Regions from separate parts of the Homo sapiens genome. Here regions 1 and 2 are each linked to region 3. A link is an interaction called in ENCODE POLR2A ChIA-PET data of the cell type or tissue named here. Cell type or tissue: GM12878. All regions are shown on one strand.

The links. Peaks named below come from ENCODE experiments on the same cell type or tissue, not always from the same donor. Only the 100,000 strongest peaks of a DNase experiment are listed, where the experiment ranks them.
Region 1: POLR2A ChIA-PET joins it to region 3 with 11 read pairs; 1 of 35 experiments calls an interaction of 5 or more read pairs at or near these places.
Region 2: POLR2A ChIA-PET joins it to region 3 with 6 read pairs; 7 of 35 experiments call an interaction of 5 or more read pairs at or near these places.

Annotation. Positions count from the first base shown.
Region 1 is chr17:76,251,732-76,254,231 of GRCh38, reverse strand. It overlaps LOC105371896 (a long non-coding RNA gene), which reads left to right. Exons shown (of 6, transcript XR_007065913.1): 5 at 140-320. Among named protein-coding and RNA genes, the nearest start is that of UBALD2, 12 kb to the left of the region's middle. RefSeq lists an enhancer at 2,053-2,122. In GM12878, no CTCF peak of the experiment used is centred here; no DNase peak of the experiment used is centred here; H3K4me3 peaks cover 1,030 bases; H3K27ac peaks cover 1,659 bases.
Region 2 is chr17:78,367,730-78,370,229 of GRCh38, reverse strand. SOCS3-DT (SOCS3 divergent transcript) reads right to left here. Exons shown (of 5, transcript NR_110847.1): 4 at 1,337-1,502. Among named protein-coding and RNA genes, the nearest start is that of SOCS3-DT, 8.5 kb to the right of the region's middle. In GM12878, no CTCF peak of the experiment used is centred here; no DNase peak of the experiment used is centred here.
Region 3 is chr17:78,146,271-78,148,770 of GRCh38, reverse strand. C17orf99 (chromosome 17 open reading frame 99) reads right to left here and starts at 2,386. Exons shown (of 5, transcript NM_001163075.2): 1 at 2,327-2,386; 2 at 1,860-1,892. The coding sequence starts at 2,363. RefSeq lists an enhancer at 1,144-1,363. In GM12878, no CTCF peak of the experiment used is centred here; a DNase peak (open chromatin) is centred at 1,010; H3K4me3 peaks cover 231 bases; H3K27ac peaks cover 2,500 bases.

The DNA.
Region 1 (2,500 bases), 1.9 Mb after region 3:
CTCAATACAGCCCCCTTCACAGCCCATGCAGTTTCTCCACTGCTCCCCTTGTATGTGACCCTGGGGCGAACCTCTCCTCCTTTGGAACCTTGATCTCCCAGTTTATCTCCCAAATTAATAATTTTTTTTATTTGAGTAGCTGCAATATACAAGCCATAAGCCATAACGATGTCCTCTCTGGCACTTTGCACCATATGGAACATGCCAGCAGACAATGAGAGGACTGAAGAGCTGAGCATCGGCAATGAAACGCTTAGCCTGGGAGCACAGCACACGCTGCATAACGACCTTTCTGTCAATGATGGGTTGCGTCTGTGAAGGTGGGCCCACTCAATTAGAATGCTGTATTTCTACTGTATCTTTTCTATGTTTATTTATTTATTTTTTATTTTTTTTGAGACGGAGTCTTATTCTGTCCCTCAGGCTAGAGTGCAATGGCCTGATCTCGGCTCACTGCAACCTCCGCCTCCCGGGTTCAAGCGATTCTCCTGCCTCAGCCTCTTGAGTAGCTGGGATTACAGGCACCTGCCACCATGCCTGGCTAATTTTTGTATTTTTAGTAGAGATAGGGTTTCACCATGTTAGCCAGGCTGGTCTCAAATTCCTGACCTCAAGTCATCTGCCCGCCTTGGCCTCCCAAAGTGCTTTTCTATGTTTAGATGGACAAATACTTCACCACTGTGCTACAATTCCCTACAGTATTTAGTATAGTAACATGCTGGATAGGTTTGTAGCCTGGGAGCAATGGCTATGCCACATGGCCTAGGTGTGTGGTAGGCTAGCCCATTTAGGTGTGTGTGAGTACACTCTAGAATGTTCACACGACGACAGAATCGCCTAATGACGCATTTCTCGGAGCGTATACGGGTCTTTAAGCAACACATGACTGCAGTACACCTTTGTTCATGGTTCACTGTCCCGAAGAATCATGTGGCCTCTTCTAACTTGACGCGGGCAGCAAAAGAGAGCCTCTGCATACCCGAAAGTAGAGGACGGGGGTCAGGTGAATGTCAGCTCCTCATTGCCTCCACAGGCAGCCAGGCTGTGAGTCAAAGAGGATGAACCTATTTTCACTTGGTTATCTTTAAATCCCAGAGTCCGGCTGGGCGCGGTGGCTCACGCCTGTAATCTCAGCACTTTGGGAGGCCGAGGTGGGCGGATCATTTGAGGTCAGGAGTTTGAGGTCAGTCTGACCAATATGGTGAAACCCCGTCTCTGTTAAAAATACAAAATCAGCCGGGCATGGTGGTGCATGCCTGTAGTCCCAGCTACTTGGGAGACTGAGGCAGGAGAATCGCTTTAACTTGGGAGGCAGAGATTGCAGTGAGCTGAGATCAGCCCATTGCACTTCCAGCCTGGGCAACAAGAGCGAGACTGTGTCTCAAGGAAAAAAAATTCCCAGAGTCACAGAGGAAATTTAAATGGACTAGGACTCAGCAGAAGGGAAAGAAATGTTAAAAGAAGCCAGAGTTTCTGATGAGATCATGCTTGAGGCTTTAGAAATTGTCAGGAACTCAGGAAGCCCGGGTATAGTGAAAAAAAAAAAAAAGTGAAAGAGAGAGAAAATCAAAAACAGAGAGCAAGAAACAAGTGCTGGGAAGAGAGGAGTTTGTTTACCATAAAGCCCCTGATTTGTTTGCCAGGATAGGTCCCCTTCTCCTTCAGAAACACAGCACCTCCAGAGTGAATGATGAATGAATGCCATTTCTGACCCCAACAGCCCAAGCCACACAAATCATTCTTTGGGCCAGGCATGAGGTGCTGTTAATAAAACACAGAGCCAGTGTTCTGCCTAAAGAGGAAGGAAGTATTTACTGAACACTAGAGCACTGGGTTGTACACAACCGAATTGGGAAACCACTAGAATATGCCTCATCACGAACAACATCCGTGCCACACGCTCCCGTGCCCAACACGCCCTGGGGCCTGGGAACAGTCAGAGAAAATCTTGTGTCCTGCCTTTGGGAGCTTCCAGATCAGAGCTGACCCACTGACCACACTGTGTACAGAGTCCAGTCATCAGAAGGGATTGAGCAAGGAAACAGGGTGTCCATCCAGCCCTGAAGGCAGGCAGCTGCCTACGCACTTCATGGCAGTGTTTGCAGGAGGACAGGTTACTCATCTGCTGGAGCTCTTAGAGGGAAGCTTAAGGCCAAAGAGGACTTCCATAGACAAGAGCTTCCCCGGGCCTGTTGAGGAAATAGTCCCGATACAGGAAGGAGATTGATAATACAGAGGGAAGTGAGGAGGAAAAGGAAGAAAGATTAAACCTAGAGAGAGGCACAGTGAAGGTGGAGGTGGTGGTGTGACAATGATGGAGACGTCCCCATGCATTGCCCTTTGTCACTGGCACCACCCTGGGAGAATCACTCCGCTAGCTTGGTGGGCAGTAGGGCTGGCACCCAGGCAGGCTTTCCCCACAGAGGCTGGTGAGATGATGATCCATGGGTAAAATGTAGGACTTTGAACCTGGAAGAACCTGGGGCCAGTTCCTGCTCCC
Region 2 (2,500 bases), 220 kb before region 3:
AACACCCATGCTCAATGGCTCCCTCGCCACAAAGAAGCCCAGGACGTTCTGGCATTTGATCAACAAGAAGCCAGAGCCCAGATTTCTGGAAATGCCTTTTGGGCAGAGCATCCTGGTTTGTTTCTCTGTCACCAGTGAGAGATAAAAGCAGCTCTAGGTTTCAGGGGAATCTCAGCCTTTTGTGGCATGGCGGGTCGCCAGCGCCACCCGAGCAAGGAGCTGCAGGCCTCGAGATCCAGCAGCCCACAGCGTGGGGAACCCAGTGATGTCCCAGGGAATCCCAGGGTCCCCCGCCCCGCAGCTTCTCCCTGCCCAGCCCCCACAGTGAAGTAGAGGAAGAGGCCAAGCATACCTGCTTAAGATGAGGTCCAAGAGGGAAGGGCCAGTGGGACAGGAAGAGCTGGACTCCTCCTCCTGGCCAGGCTTGATTTATTTCCAGTCTCCTCGAATTTAGGAAAGAGACTCAAAATAAATGCCCCAAAGTCCATAGCCTTCCTTGCCCTTTAGCTTGGGAGAGGCAGAGGTCAGGCTGAGTTGCTGCCTCAATGCCTGCAGACCCTGGCAGGGAAGGGAAGGAAGGGGAGGGTGGTCACCCTGGAGGGTGGGCCTGTGCTGACCTGGGGAGCCCATGCCCCACCTGAAGGGCCAACGGGAATGTGCCAGAACGTGGTCCACTGCTACCAGTGTCCTGTTTTTCCAAGGAAAGCTCCAGATTCAAATGTAGATGTGAAATTTCCAGATTTTTTTAATGTTATCTCAAAAATTGTTTTAATTCTGTATAGGCCACACAGCTACTGCGTCTACAGACTGCATTCAGCCGTGCACATGCCACCACTCTGCATCTTTTTTTTTTTTTTTTGGCTGCTTCTTGCAGAGCAGGGCTAATTCATAGGCATTGTGCCCACAGTAGCCTGCATCTTCTGGTCTATAAAAAAGAAAAGAAAAAAAAATGCCCCAGGTGGCACAGGAAGCCAGGGAATAGGAGGGGAAGACTCTGGCTCACCTGATTGCACCTTTTGAATGCTGACCTATGGGGCTGTCTTAGGTATTCACAAACTATGTTTTCAATTTGCAAAGTTCCACAAATGCCTGAACCACCTCCCACAGGTAGAATTAAATGGGTTCTTTTCTCTCTTTTTTTTTTTTTTTTTTTTTTGAGACAGTCTCACTCTGTCCCCCAGGCTGGAATGCAGTGGCACTATCTCAGCTCCGCTGCAGCCTCTGTCTCCCCGATTCAAGAGATTCTTCCACCTCAGCCTCCTGAGTAGCTGGGACTACAGGTGCGCGCCACCACTCCCGGCTAATTTTTGTATTTTTAGTAGAGAAGGGGTCTCACCATGTTGGCCAGGCTGGTCTTAAACTCCTGACCTCACGTGATCCACCTGCCTCGGCCTTTCAAAGTGCTGGGATTACAGGCGTGAGGCACTCCTCCTGGCGAAGTGGGGTCTTCTTAGCTCAGCTCACAGCCACTTCAGCTTGAGCTGGAAGCAGGGGGCTAAGGCCTTTGGGGAGTGAGAGGGAGAGTGAAGTAGAAGTGAATGGGAAAAGACAGTGGGCAGCAGAGGCCCGGGCATGTGGCACCAGGAGAATGCCTGTCCCACCAGCAGGCCCTCCCTGCCTCTGCCAGCTCTCCATCCTCCCCTCCCCTGTGTATGCCACCGAGTGGCCTGGAGGGAGGCCAGACGAGCCTGTGTGTGGGGAAAGCCTGGGAGTCTAGTCAACCAACCTGGGCACCAGCTGGAGCTCTGCCACGATCTGACTGGGAGACCTCGCACCAGGCAGGGACCTCTCTAGACCTCAGCTTCCCATCAGCCTACGTGTGTTACTTCTTCAGGGAATCCCCCTTGGTTGTCCCCCCAATAGATTAGGTCTCCCCATAATAGGCTCACATAGCTCCTGGGACTTCTTCATAGTATGCAGCACAGTCAAAATTAATCAATCCCGATATAATTCTGGAAGAATCTTGTCCTTCTGGAAAAACATCTAAGCTCCATGAGATCCGAGACTGATAAATTTCTGGCACCTAACTCAATCCCTGACACATAGCAGGTGCTCAATAAATATCTACTCAAGGCCAGGTGTAGTGGCTCATGCCTGTAATCCCAGCACTTTGGGAGGCTGAGGTGGATGGATCAGAAGGTCAGGAGGCTAGCCAATATGGTGAAACCCCGTCTCTACTAAAAAATACAAAAATTAGCCGGGCGTGGTGGCAGACGCCTGTAGTCCCAGCTACTCAGGAGGCTGAGGCAGGAGAATCACTTGAACCGGGAGGCAGAGGTTGCAGTGAGCCAAGATTGTGCCACTGCACTCCAGCCTGGGCGACAGAGCAAGACTCTGTCTCAAATAAATAAATAAATAAATAACTACTCAAGGAATAAATGGTAGTATAAAATAAGTGTTATGGCTGGGCACAGTGGCTCACGCCTGTGATCCCAGCATTTTGGGAGAGCGAGGCCAGTGGATTGCCTGAGCTCAGGAGTTCGAGACAAGTCTGGGCAAC
Region 3 (2,500 bases):
CCCACACCATGCCTCTGACCTCATTCAATACCCTTTGCCCCTTGCTTCCTGTGTTCTGGCCACACAGGGTCCCTGCCCAGGTACTTCCTGCTCGGTCGGCTCCTTCGGGTCCTTGCTGCACGGCCCCTTCCCAAACTCCACCCTCCCCTGCAAATGCTGCCCTCCTTCCCCTACCTACCTGGTGTTCCCTTTCCTTCTACCCTGCTTGCTTTTCTCTAGAACATTCTAACTAACATACCTTAGAATGTGCTTTTTTTGCTCTGCCACCCAGGCTGAAGTGCACTGTTAATGATTACGGTTCACTGCAGCCTCACTTCCCGGACAAGCAATCCTCCCACCTCAGCCTCCCGAGTAGCTGGGACAACAGGTGCACCGCCCACCATGCCCAGCTAATTTAAAAAAATATTTTCTTTATACAAAAAAATCAGCTGGGCATGGTGGTGCATATCTGTAATCTCAGCTACTCAGGAGGCTGGGTGGAAGAATCCCTTGACCCCAGGAGGCAGAGGTTGCAGTAAGCTGAGATCGAGCCATTTTCTTTTTTTTTTTTTAAGAGATGGGGGTCTCACTGTGTCGGTCAGGCTGGTCTTGAACTCCTGGGCTCAACTGATCCTTTGGCTACAGCCTCCCAAAGTGCGGGATAACAGGCATAAGCCACTGAATGTTCTTATTTTTATTATCATCTGTCCCCCCAACCCCCACTAGAATGTAAGATACAGGAGGGGTTTGTTTCAGTGCCTTGCCACATTCTCAGGGCCTGGAATTGTGCCTGCAACCAAACAGGTGCTCAAGTATTTGTTGAATGAATAAATGATTTATCAGTCAGTCTCTTAGGAGTTTAGTTAGCAGGACTTGGTTGGCAAGAATCAGAGAAGTCGGGAGCCAGCCAAGAGGGGGAGGCGGAACTGCCCTGCACAGGTACTTCCCGGAGCCCCAGCTGCCTGCTCTCTTTTTAGCAGCCACACCAACAATGTATCCGTTTTTAAAGCAAATGAGGAAATAATGGTTCAACCTGGGCCTCATTCAAGTGAGAATGGCGTCATCATTACCCTGTACCTGCCCTTTAGCAAAATAGAGGGGGAAGGCCCTGCTCTGTAACCTGATGGCCTAGCAACAAGGGGCAAGGGTTAGTTGGGACAATATAGGGAGGTGACTGTCCATCCTCACCTTAATGGACATGAGGGGAGGGGAGGGAAGGATGGGGCAAGAAAGTGCAGGCAGAAAGATGGAGCAGGCAAAGATGAGGAAGCAGGCCAGGCTAGGGGCTGTCAGGGACCTTCCCCAGCGTCCCCTCCTCCCTGGTCCTGTACCCAGCTGGGTCCCAGACACTCTCCACTCCCCACCTGCCTCTATAAGGAAGGCAGCCTCGTGTATGTCAGGCCCCTGGGGGAGCCTTAACTTCACCATCCTCTCACGGCCCTCCTCCTGGTCAGAGAATCCCAACCTCCCAGGCCCCACCAGAATTCCCCAGCCCTCCACGGGGCCTCGCCCACCGGGCAGAGCTGTGAGGGTCTCAGGGGGGGCTTCTGCTCCCGATCAGGGACCTGGGGCAGAGTGATGAGGATGCACCTGCCCAGGGAATCTTCCCTCCAAACAGCCCAGCCAAAGGCTGGAAGCTGAGCAACTTCCCTGCCTGTGTGCCCCGGAGGTCCCCACACTGGCCTGCTTGGCCTGCCCATCTCCATCACTCCTAGGGCCCTGCAGGGTGAAGAGAGTGTTCCAGAACTGTCCAGCCATCCTCCAGCACACACCTCCCCACTAGTAACTCCCTTCCCAGCCGAGGCGCCCTCCACCATGGGGGTTCTGACACCAGGGTCCCAGCTGGGGGACTTCTCCCTGCAGCAGGCTATGCCACTTACCTTCCTCCCGTGCCTTGGAGAAGCTGCTGGCAGCTGTAAGAGAGGTAAGGGCGATAAGGAGAGGGCCTGGTGTGGAGGGGAGACCAGAGACAGCCTCGAGACCCACCTGCTGAAGCCAGGAGGGAGGAGCAGGCTGATTCTTGGTAGTGAGGCCCCAGGACTCAGCTGGCACCATCACTCACAAAAGCTCTTTTGCGCCCCTCCCCCCACAACATCGCCTCTCATCCGCCCATTTCGCAGATGGGTAAGTAGTGAGCCCAGAATGGTGCAGAAATCCCTGGACCACATATACAGCAAGTTTAGGGGCTGGTCCGAGACTCAAGCCCAGATCTTTCCCTCTCTGTCCATGTTTCCAGAGGTGCCCTTCCTTCAGGCCTCATCTCTCCTGTGCTCCCAGTACCCCCACCTGAGCCCAAGACCTCAAGGCCCCAGCAGCAGCCCCACCATCACGTCCCTGGTGGACTCACCCAGCACGGCCAAGCAGAACAGCCCAGGGAGCCCCATGCCTCGGTGGGTGTAGGGCCTCTGCTCGGGCAGTGAGAACCTCCTAGTTCCTGGCCTCCCCCACCCTGAGGCCCCTGGGATGCTCCCTGGGTGGGTGCCTGCAGTGGGGAGATAACCTGGAGGCCGCAGCACCCCAG